Linked DNA regions of Homo sapiens: region 1 is linked to region 2. A link is a contact called in ENCODE Hi-C or POLR2A ChIA-PET data. All regions are on one chromosome and are shown on one strand. Each heading gives the region's core, a stretch centred on a gene start or an enhancer-like site at or near the end of the contact. The rest is flanking DNA. Distances are from core to core; before and after follow the strand shown.

Region 1 (5,706 bases), core at 1,372-3,871, 110 kb before region 2:
AACTTTGTGGAGATAAACCTTACTCCCTAACTAAAGTTGGCCTCACTCTTTTGCAAATTACTGAACTGAAGTGTGTTGTTTTGATTCCTCATCTACCTGGCTTCTCCCTCTTCCATAGGAAGTTATTTGCCGTATTGGAGAGACTGTCAGTTCTTAAATTCTTTTTTAAAATACTCAAAAACGCCGCCCGTGTGAGCCAGAGAAGTCTCTGTGGGTGCTTGATTTCCACAGGAACCATTCATGGTCTAGGTCTCCCAGGCTTCAGACTGGCAGCTTCCACAGAATGAGCGAAACCCTGCAGGACAGGGCCAAATCTGATGGCCCAGGTATCAGTACTGGATTAAGAATACACCACTTAAAGATCCAAAGGAGCAAAGTTGTTAAGATACTATTTTATTGGGTGGAATCAGGACAAGGGCTACCAGTTTCTACTGAACAGGAAAAGGGCAAGGAAATGATGCTGAGTACATTGATATACAGGTTAAAGAGGATGGTGTTGCAAAAATGTATGATCTGCGTGGCCTGACCAGGTAAGAGGCCAAGAAACAAATGGGCACAGATGCCCTGTGAGATGCTGAAGATGCTGCCGTGCTGCCTGCCTGAGTAGCAGAGAGAACGTGCCAAAGAGGAGTTGCCTTTTCTAGAGAACTGTTTAGTTTGCAACTAATACATGCTTAATGGGGGTTGATCAGTCTAGCAGATATTTTCTTTTCGTTTCTTTTTTGATTAAGTAAATTTTTAATTTCAGAAGAGTTTTAGATTTACAGAAAAGTTACAAAGATATTATAATACAGAGAACCCCTGTGTATTCCTTACCCATTTTCCCCTGTTGTTAACATCTTACAATTGTATATTTGTCACAACTGAGAAACCGATATTGATGCATTATGCCTCACTTTATGTGAATTGCACTAGCGTTTCCTTCATAGCCATTTTTTCCCAGGATCCCACTACTTTACATTTAGAGGCATTTTATGTTTATTTTCAATCTACCTTAATTTTTAAAGAGAAAAATATTTGCTCACATTTATTAAAGGAGTACTCAAATAAATCCCCAAAATGTATTAATATTATTTTAAACTGTAGTACACTTTCTCCAGGCAGATCAAGCTAAATTCTCTTGTGTATAAGAGTGTACTTAGAGTGCACAGAGGCGCAGTAGCCAAACCACATGGTTCAAATCACAGTGCACCGCTTTCTATCTGGGCAGCCTTGGAAAAATACTTAAGTATTTAATCCCTCTGGGCTTTAATTTTCACATCTATAAAATGGAAAGTGATAGTACATTACCTCATGGATGTGATATGTACATTAAAATTAATAATACATATAAATCACTGAGAAGAGTGCCTGGGTACATAGTGAGCATGGAATTAACCTTAGTTGTTATTACTGTTACTATCGCTATTTGATTCCAGAGTATCCTATGTATTTCTTTTCTTGACACTCATCACACTTTTAAGTATGTCTCATATTTGTCTTCACTTCCAGATGGCAATTTTCATGAGTTCAAAGACATTCCTACCCAACTCATAGTGGATGTTCGGGAAACAGTCTCTTAATTGTCCATCCTGACTGCAGAGCCATCAAACAATGACATGCAATGTGAAAGCTTGAAGGAAGAGAAAGTGAATGAGGTGAAGATAGACAGACAAGCAGATAAATGGGATATAGAGACACAGAAATATAGTCAGGGAAGTACAAAGGTCAAATGAGAACAATTTTTTAAATTGCAAAATAAAAACTATATTTATATGTACAACATGATGTTTTGAAATACGTATATATTGTGGAATGGCTATATCAAGCTAATCAACATATGCATTACCTCACATACCTATCATTTTTTTGTGGTGAACACACTTCAAATTGATTCTCTTATTAATTTTTAAGTATGTAAAACATTGTTATTAACTATAGTCTTTATGCTGTAGATCTCTTGAGTTCATTCTCTTTAAATTTTGTTTCCCAGCCATTGATATATGACACTCTGTCTCCACTCTTAAACTCATTTTCTCTTCGTGTGTTACATAAAACTGAAAGGGAATGTATTTTTCTGAAATTAACAATTTAAAAGTTCAGCAGGAGGACACTGCCCTTTCAAGCACTGGTAATGAAGAATGGCAGAAAGAATTCTGGATGGAATTCTCAGCTACAGCTTTCTGGTAAAACTGGCATTAGTGATGCACAGGAGATGAACACGTATTATATTGAAATGGCATCAATATTCCAGTTTCTTGCCAAATGCCTTGAATAGCTGATTGTGCTTCATGTACAAATGTACACTTGGGCTCTGTGAATCCCAGGCACAGATGTCTGTAAAGCCACATGTATTTCTGCCATAAAGTCCACTTTAAAATGTGCTCCACTCTTATCCAGACCTCCAGTCAAGGAAGTTGTTAAATCCATTTTTTTTCTTTTTTCCTGTACTTTGTTTTTGCCTTTGAAATATTGCTAAGCAGTTGTCCCACAGGGTGGAGGTGGAATTAGCAGCTGCAGCATTTCTTGTGCCACCGTCATCTCTTTGGTATGTGGCTTCCTTTCACTCTCATGCTGGGGAAGATCCCACCCATCCTTTGCATTCCTCCTGAGCAAGTTGTGTCAAGGAAAGTCGAGAGAGGAAGCGATTCCCATCCTATGGGTGTCATCAAATAGGAAGGTTTTAATTAGTTTCTCAGGATGTTCTCAGTTTCTGCACTGAGCAGCCCTTCCCTTCTTTGGCATTAAAGCACTTGGATTCTTCAAGAAACACACAATTTTGCTCTGTTAGGCACTAAACTCTGTGTATTCAAATGTAATAAGGAGTCATGAAGCCTGTCTTTCCTAGCACTTACCATGGTTGTAATCTTACATTTATTTGTATAATTAGTTGAGCCATGACTGTCTCTTCACTATGCTCAGGATTCTAGGAAGGCAGTGACATGTCTAATTTTGCAATCCATTGTATCTGCAGGCACTCAATAAATGGTTTCAAGATAAAATAACGAACATATGATTGAAAAAACTTCTCCTACAGCAAACAAAATAGAACCTGATGCATAAGTGACCCTTAGAGATTGCTTCTGCCTGACGTTCCTAGAAGAAGAAATGATGATCATATAGTATTTTCTGTGTACCAGACACTATTCTAAGTGCATCACATTGATTTTATCTATTAACCTTCATAAAACACTATGACCTAGATTCCACCATTATCCCCATTTTACAGATAAGAAATATAAGACATGAAGGGAGAGGTTTAGTGAAATAGCTCAACATCACATGGCAAGAAGGTAAAGGGAGACCCTGGAGTGGAGCACGGTCCAATTGGCTATAGAGACTGTTCCCCAATCCACGATGTGATTCTGCCTTCTGGGATGCAAATGGAGATAGTGCTTTGGATTCACAGAGTGTAAGTGGCATGAGTGATAGTAGTCCTAGCTAGCCATGAAAAAAAAAAAAACCTCAAGTCTGGACAGATGTAGATATGATCATAAACCATATTTGAATATTTGACAGAGAGATACAGACATACACTTCATATGTAACAAGATCAAGGACTATGTATTATCAGTGGAAAAAAAATACAGGCAAAAATTCTCTCTTGAATGTCTTTAAAGTCAAATATACTCATAGACATGTATTGAAAAATCTTACTCTTTTTTTCTAAAATATCACCTTAAGGGTTGTTGTCATTTGAGAATTCATATTATTGCCCACTCCTCTCCAGTTACTTCATGGAATACTGTCAAATTCCAACTGGCTGAAGAATAGAGGTTTTATCCCTTAAAATAAGATTTCGGTATGAAGAAATGTTCCTACAGAACTGAAAGACGTGTAGTTCATGCCAAGTGGCATTTCAGACACAAAGAAATGGGTAGGAAAACATTTCTCTTTTCTCTGAATTCCCATTGCACATTGGGCCATTTTTCTTTTTCTTGACATTTAATGTATTGTATTCTTACATCTGTGCACAAGTTTTACCTCCCCACAAAAACTATAAACTCTTTAAAACGGGAACTGTGCCTTACAGTAAAAGGCAGTGTGCTGGAAAGAAACTAACAAGACTTTTATTAGCAAGTGGAATCATCACTTACTATTTGCACAACCTTGGGCAAGTTAACTTCTCCTAGTCTTGATTTATTCCTCTATAAAAAAAAGATTCATAACGGTATATAGTATTATTAGCTAGAATTTCAAAAGAGTATTTGGGACTTGGATTAAATGTGGAAGATTGAAACATATGTGCTTTACTCCAGTAACACATTAAAATTTCAGTAAATAAATTAAAACTTTTTAAACCCTAGGGCAAAGAAAGCAAAGGAAAAGATAAAAGAGAAAACAAGATTATATATACATATATGGAAAGCAATGGACTGACTTGAAGTAACCAATTTGGCAAACATGGAGTCTCTGCAGTGAATGAAATCATGAAGAAGGCTTATTTGCACTTCAGAATCTCAGAGGGCTCAGGAGTTCAGGCAGGAGGTGCCTTGAAAGTAGGGTGTTGATGGTGATAAAAAGATGAGGGCCAACTGAAAATCTTTGTAAGGAGCAGTGAAAACCTTGGATCTCTTCCCTTCCTGCACAACAGAATGTCTACATGGCTTAACTGTGCATAATATTTATATAAACATAGCAATGTATAGGCTGAACAGTGATCTGATAAAAATTATAATGTTCATGATCTTAGGAAACAGAAGTGGAAGTGTGTGTTAGGGTGAGGGCAGGTATTTAAGGAAGCTAAACAAATGCCTTCCATTGTAGGATGTTTATAGGCGATATTTAAAATCAACAAATGAATAAATAGCAGAATAGCATGTTATGTAACCCTAAAGGCAAATACCAGAAGAAACAGCTAAAAGGATTAAAAGTGGCTTCCTCTAGGTGATGAGAGGTGAGAAGGGCTGTGGAAGACAGAATTTGGTGTTTTATATTATAAGCCTTGAAGAAGATTTGACTTTGATATACATGTATATTTTTAATTATAAAAATATTTTTTAAAATGAATGCTGGGCTACAGAAGGCAGTCAAGAAACATCAACAGTAGCTCCCTTTAATTCCTGATCATTATTATTTTCCCCACATATTTATTTATATTCATGTTTATTGTGCTGCAGGTTCTCATTAAATGTTTGCTAAATGACTAAGCGAATAACTCATCAAGGTTTACAGATTGAATCACCAACAAAATCATCAGAAGAGAAAAAAAGAAGAGACATATATATTGCCTTCTATTTTATAATGGGACTGTCGCCCATGAATAAAGTTTTGACCAATTTATGGTCAGTCTTTTTGGCATTTTTTTATGGGACGGACAGGGAGAAGCTGCTATAAATACAAAATCAAGTAATTGTTCCAAAGGTGTGTCCTGTGAAATATGAGAATTATGTGCAACTTGAAAAACTCCCTTAAAATACTATTAGCTACCTAAACATGACAGGTTAATTAATCTGACAGCATCAACTCTTAAAATGACCTTTGCCGTCACCAGTGTTACATGTGTCCATATTTCTCTACACCCTCCCCACTTCCACAAGCATGGTGGTGATTGATACATTATTTGTATTGATCAGGAAACGAGACCCCTGACTCTAGGCATATTTACTCTTGGGGAGTATAGCACACCTCAGCACAAACACACACTCAGACTTCACAGAGCATGAACAAGCAACTGTCACTTTCAAGAACAAATTTCACATTTTGGTTTTGTATTTACTATTCTGT
Region 2 (6,297 bases), core at 2,902-5,401:
TCCTTTTGACTTCTTATGTCATCCCAACCAAATGTGAGACTTAACGTGTGAAAGTCACCTGAAGCACGTGGCATCTAAAAACTATTGGTTTTTTAAAATATATGTTTTAATAGACAAATAATTGTATATATTCATGGGGTATAGTGAGATGTTTTGATATATGTACATGTTATTCATCAATGAGTATCATTGATATAAAAGTAGGTGCCCAATAAAGACTGGAATATAGTAGACATACAAAACATTGGTAAAGCACTCTCACAGACAAAAAGCTGCATATCAAAATGGGAAGCCATGTATCAGAATAACAGGAGAGAAATGGTTGATATAGGCAGACACATAGGGGAAAATATTTATTCATTCAATCAATCATTAAATATAAATCAAGCATGTACTATGTGCCAAAACCTGAGCTAGATGCTGAGGTCACAAAGGTAAATTTGACCCAGGCTCTGCCCTCAATCAGTTTACAATCTAATGCTTACGCTACTACAGTATTTTGCAAATATTTCCACTACAGAAGTCATTGCATCATATTGAATAGGCTGTTTGTCTGGAAACAGTTGCATCTTCAGGGTAGGGCATGCATCTTACTGCTCAATGTCTAGGGTGACTGGTGCAGATAAGGTCTCAGTAAATGTGTATTGAGTGAATCACAAATGAATACTGGATTGCCCCAGAAATCTATAACTTATGGTTGCCTTCTATAGTTTTTCTTTCTTGTAAGATCCCTTAATTTTAGATTTTGCCTTCAGAACCTAAAAATCTTCAAGGCAAAGTTCTCACCCTCAAATCTCATATCCCCAATGCACTACTCTGGCCCTACACACACATGCGTGCACACACACACACATAACCACAGGGAAAAATTTTTTTAATTGCAATAATGACCATTTAGAGCCATTAATGAAAAACTGGAGTTTAACAATGGAATCTCAGAAAACATCCTGGGGAATTATTTGCTTCACTGTCTCACTCTAAAAGACAGCCTACTGGCCCAGCATTCTTGAACACAGAAACCTGAGAGCTCTAACAGAGACTCTGCGTCTTTACTCACTGCACAAATTGACTTGGATAGTGCAACAGACAGATGACCTTTGTACAGTTGAGAAGATCAAAAAATTAGCAAGAAGGGCAGCAGCCTAGAGAAAGCAAAGCAAGGAGAAGGATTTTGAGACCCAGGCTAGAATGTAGCACTGTTGAACAAAAGACAATAAAAAGGTTGGAAAATTGAGTGTGCCGCCTTGTCAAATAATATGACAAATGAGAAAGGAGAAAACAAAGCCTAGGATTCTAATGGTTTAGGATCTCATAGAATACAGAGAAGGTTGACTGATGGGAGTAGAACAGGGAAAAGTTTTTGGGGCAAGAGAGAAGCACCTCTGTATTTACAGATTTTCTCTTGGCTGTTTGTATCCTGATTTATTCACCTTCATCAGCCCTTCCCGTGGGGTCAGCATTGAGCTGTAGGACTGATAAATATGACCTGGATATAAAGATCAGCTGTTTACTATTACTCTTTAGAAGATTTGGTCATCTGAAAATTCCAAGCAATCTAAGAATTTCTGTAGTCAGCAGTCAAAGACCTTAATTAACTGCCCTAATTTCTAGTTTCCAATCCCTGTTGGTCAAAACCCCAGACCTCAGTCTCTGGCCTTCAGTAATAAATTTCTGATATATCAAGATTTTATTTAGATTAATCTTTTTCATTTTAAGTTGATGTCAGTGAATTTGGATATAAGTATTAAGGAACATAATTTAGCATAAATACCCCTGAACTATCAGTAAATGGTTCATCATGTCTCTGTTTATAGGAATGTTTCCAATCCAACTGCTTTATTGACTCTGGGAACAGAAACTGTTTCTTCTACTCTCTTATATATCTGTACATGTCTTTAAGTCTGGCTGAGAGAAGAGTTGGTGCCTAGTAAACATGTTCTGATTTATATTAAAAGAACAGATCCTACTTTTCTCATTAGGTCATCAGAGGATATGTTAAAGCATTGCTTACTCTAGGTATAAGAGGTACAAGAGGTAACTTTAAAACTTATCTTTCTCCTTGTTTAACCCAAGAAAGACTTATCAGACTGTAACTAGTGCAAGTCATGTAGAGAAGCTTTGCCCTGAGCTGGTACACTGCCTCTTAATGGTTTCCAAATAGCCACATCCACAGGACCCCCAAAATAGATCACTGAATCAAACTCGTAGGAGTTGTTATGTAGAATGAACGAATGCATGTTCAAGCAGAGGCTTGGTTTTCTCTCCTTTTCTACTTCTGAATGTGATCTGAATACAGTTCTTAAGTCTAACTTCCTCAGAAGCTTTTTCTATTAGTCAAATTATTTGTTTTTTCTTTATTTATCAAGTACATATTAACTGAACTCCTCAAACATGCCAGGCCCTGAGAAAAGATGTTACAGTTGCTTTCATCCTCAAAATGGAGTTAGAAAAAAAAATGACTTAGGCTATTTCAAAGCATCACGATTAGGATTATGTTAGAAGAAAGCAAAAAGCACCACGCATGCACTTGCAGGGCACCAGCTGGTAGGGAGGTGGTGGACGGTGTCCAGGAAGGCTGTTGTAAGTCCCTGTCACTGTCACTTTGCACTGCCACTAGCCTTTTAGAAATTATTTTGATACTTCATCTGGTTTTGGAAGTAAGTGCTAAAATCTGTTTGGGAATTCATAGCTGAAAGCAGTTGGCAACAGGGCTTTGGAACAAGGCCGGGAAATCACAGCACATCTCTCCTCTTCCTTTGTCAATAGGCTACACAAAGGAGCACTTACAAAACAGTCCTATAAATCACATGTTCTTATGTCTCTAATTGATAATTCATGTGGAATCCAATTGCAGTCAAGTTTGATTCCTTTGTTCTCTTACCTGCAAACATATATCAAAGGATTAATGGCCTTAAAATGGATCTAGGTGCAAAAAAGTCCTGGAAAAATATCTTTGTCTCTCCCTAAATCCCTTCCCTTACTATCTTAAGGGGGCCCCTTTCTTCCTCTTTCTTCTCGTGAACAGATAAATGTCCCTGTGAGATTCGAATTTCCTTTGCCTAGTGAATTACAAAGGGATGAACCTTGAAATGAAGATGTGTCATAGATCACCTGAGCTATGGCATTAAAGAGAAAAGTCAACTTTTAAAAGGAATGAGTGGGATTAAAAAAAGAAAGAAGAAAGGAATTACAGTGTTTCAGGCAGACATCAGATACTTCTCAGGAAAATAGGCATGGAGTTAGTAATCAAAGCTTGAATTTTAACTTTTAAGAGTCTTTTTTGACATAGTGTCTCCCATTCAATCTCAAATAGCTCTAATTAACCGAATGTCGATACTAAAATTTGACTAAATATACCTTGGTCTCCACATCTCTAGACAGCATTCCTGAGAACCACCTACAATTTGAATGGAGTCAAGGAGAGAGAGATACTATGAGAGAACACAATAGGACTGCTTTTTTAAAACATCATCACAAGATGAAAATCAGCCAGGCCTAAAAGAACAATTTTAATATTCCCACTGCCAGGAGAAGAGTTGGTCACTATTTGGTTATTGGGAAAAAAATCCCTAATTCCAAAGGGCTGACTGTAGAGTCTGACCAAGTCTGACCTCTGATTCATCCACCAAACACACAAACCATGAAAAGAAAAACAAGTTTCCATCTTCTGTTACAGAAAAGGGCTCCGGATCCAGACCCCAATAGAGGGTTCTTGGATCTTGTGCAAGAAAGAGTTTAGGGTGAGTCCATACGGTAAAGTGAGAGCAAATTTATTAAGAAAGTAAAGGAATAAAAGAATGGCTACTCCATAGACAGAGCAGCCCTGAGGGCGGCTGGTTGACCATTTTTATGGTTATTTCTTGATGATATGCTAAACAAGGGGTGGATTATTCATGCCTCTCCTTTTTAGAACATATAGGGTAACTTCCTGATGTTGCCATGGCATTTGTAAACTGTCATGGCGCTGGTGGGAGTGTAGCAGTGAGGATGACCAGAGGTACTTCTCCTGGCCATTGTGATTTTGCTGGGTTTTAGCCAGCTTCTTACTGCAACCTGTTTTATCAGCAAGGTCTTTATGACCTGTATCTTGTGCCGACCTCCTATCTCATCCTGTGACTCAGAATGCCTTAACCGTCTGGAATGCAGCCCAGTAGGTTTCAGCCTTATTTTACCCAGCTCCTATTCAAGATGGAGTTGCTCTACTTCACACACCTCTGACACTTCCATTGACTGGGCGATAGGCAACACTTTTCTTTTTCTACAGTAAAAACATGACTTGAAAATGTAAGGATATGTCAGTTCCTTCTCTCGAGGTTGCTGCCAGGCCATACCACAGGTTCTGCTGAACACATTTGTTCATGATCTGCTTACGAGTTTCAAAGTTGGGGAGTCATTTTAAAAAATCATCTGTAATTTACATGCTTTGCCGACATTCCAGAAGGTGTTTTTTTTTCCAGTTAAGAACCATTTTGTCCTTTAGGGCGGTCTCTGAGGGGAGTTTGCTCTGGGTGTTTGTAGCACAGTGCAACTCTGCTATAGTTTCAGAAATCATGGATTGTTTTTCTTCTTGATACGTATCTATAATGACATTTTACTATTTTGCTCTTGATTCAAGGCTATAGCTATTCAATTAAATCTTGAAGTCCCACTTTTATTATCTAAATTTTGGCAACCACAAAAAAACTTCTCTCTACTCACTGTAACCTCCATAGGAAATATAATGCAGAGAATTTATACTTACATGGGAGTCCATGAACAATTAGAGTCTTTCCAACATTTCACCCGAGCATTTCTCCAATAAATTAGTAAAGCTGCCACCCCTTGCCTTCCCTACTGATTTTGGTGAAATTGGAGAGAAAAATTGAGCTCTGCTTTGCACTGGTACCGATCTTTAGCCTCACTTTAATGTCGACAGATGTTTTAGAAGTGCATTCTCCAAGTTGTTAGGAAAATCCTTTTCCCTGAACGCCTGCTGGCAAGTTAAAATTGAACAGTATTCTTTGTCTCTTTCCAATTTAAGTAACAAGTAAAATAACTGTTTTTGTGTCTGGCAGGAATAATTCATCTTCATCACTTCACAAAGAACTCTATCCTTGAACAGCCTGCAGTATGACTATATTGCCAGCAGAAGGGAAACAAGTCAAAGAGCAAAGCAGAAATGTTCCTAGGAAAGATTGCTACTTTTCTATCAAAAATGTGCAATGGCAGAGGTCTCATGAAATGAAAAATACAAATGGTCTAAAAATAAGTAAACACTATCTATCATGCTAAGCCTTTGTGTATCATCCTGCTCAGAGCAAGTAAAATGTAAAATCAATGCTATTGTTGGAATAGGGAAAAATCTCTTGCAGGTGTTGATGAAAACAGAAAGTCCTCTCTGTCTTTCCACTTACCCACCTTAAGTCTCTAAAGTGTCACCTTGATGAAAGCTAAAGGGAAAAACAAGATACAAAAATAACTCAAAAATTGCCACCCTCCACCTGCATCAGTCATTTGGGAAGAAAAGAAAGTGGGAGACTGAAAAAAAAAAACAGATTAAATAGCACAAGATAAACTGAACCCCAGAAAAATGGGAATGTGGAAATAGAGGTATGCTTTGAATTAAAACAAAAGGGAGACTCTGCCCAGATGAAACCAAAAGGTCATCAGTTTAGAGTAGGATTTTTGGTTTCATGATATGTGGCCTAAAATAATGATTATAGTAAAAGCCATATTCAGAAAAATTGTTTATATGAATTTCTTCTGATGGCAGTAGGATTATACTGTGACACTAGACTGATTCTGCAACTTATTCAGTAAACATGGATTAAGCTGTGACACCAAAAGAAATCAAAGGGGCATATGCCAGGCCCTGTGCTAGGCACTAGAAATACAAAGGTGAGTAAGAGAAAGACACCACCCTGAAGAGCCAGCCATTGGGAAAGGAGGAATTCTGAAGTCCGGTAAGCTGATTATATAATATTTCAAAAGAATTATCTAAAGCAGTGGCTCCTCAACTTTAATGTCCATAAGAATCATTTGTGGATCCTGTTAAAAGGGGATCCTGTTATTCAGAAGATGGTGACAAGATCCCCAATGGTGTTGATGTTACGTTGTTGGGCTACATGTTGGGAAGCAAGCCCTAACTCACAATTGATTTCAGCTTTTTCTCCAGTGAGCTCTTTTAGCACATACCCTAATGGCATAGGAATCCAGGAGGGCATTTATTTGACTGTGCTGTGTGTGCTACCCGGGAAGTAAGAGTGGAAGTCTCTGTGGCCTGACTCTGTACACCAAGTCAAGGGAGGCTGCTCTCCA

The links. A loop is a pair of places that touch in the nucleus more often than their neighbours do. ChIA-PET counts read pairs that join two places held with the same protein, here RNA polymerase II (POLR2A).
Region 1: a loop to region 2 is called in a map of PC-9, with 6 times the contacts of the local background. The contact joins two enhancer-like sites. A Hi-C loop is called at or near these places in 1 of 168 maps with a recorded cell type or tissue (PC-9). POLR2A ChIA-PET finds 5 or more read pairs at or near these places in 2 of 52 experiments (BJ and PC-9).

The regions. Positions count from the first base shown.
Region 1 is chr5:57,838,671-57,844,376 of GRCh38, reverse strand. No RefSeq gene overlaps it. Among named protein-coding and RNA genes, the nearest start is that of LINC02225, 58 kb to the left of the region's middle. Within about 2 kb of position 2,621, at least 7 of the 41 ENCODE cell types and tissues checked have a DNase peak (open chromatin) inside an H3K27ac peak, as active enhancers do; they include PC-9, where a contact is called at or near this core.
Region 2 is chr5:57,733,250-57,739,546 of GRCh38, reverse strand. No RefSeq gene overlaps it. Among named protein-coding and RNA genes, the nearest start is that of LINC02225, 160 kb to the left of the region's middle. RefSeq lists an enhancer at 3,332-4,531. Within about 2 kb of position 4,151, at least 8 of the 41 ENCODE cell types and tissues checked have a DNase peak (open chromatin) inside an H3K27ac peak, as active enhancers do; they include PC-9, where a contact is called at or near this core.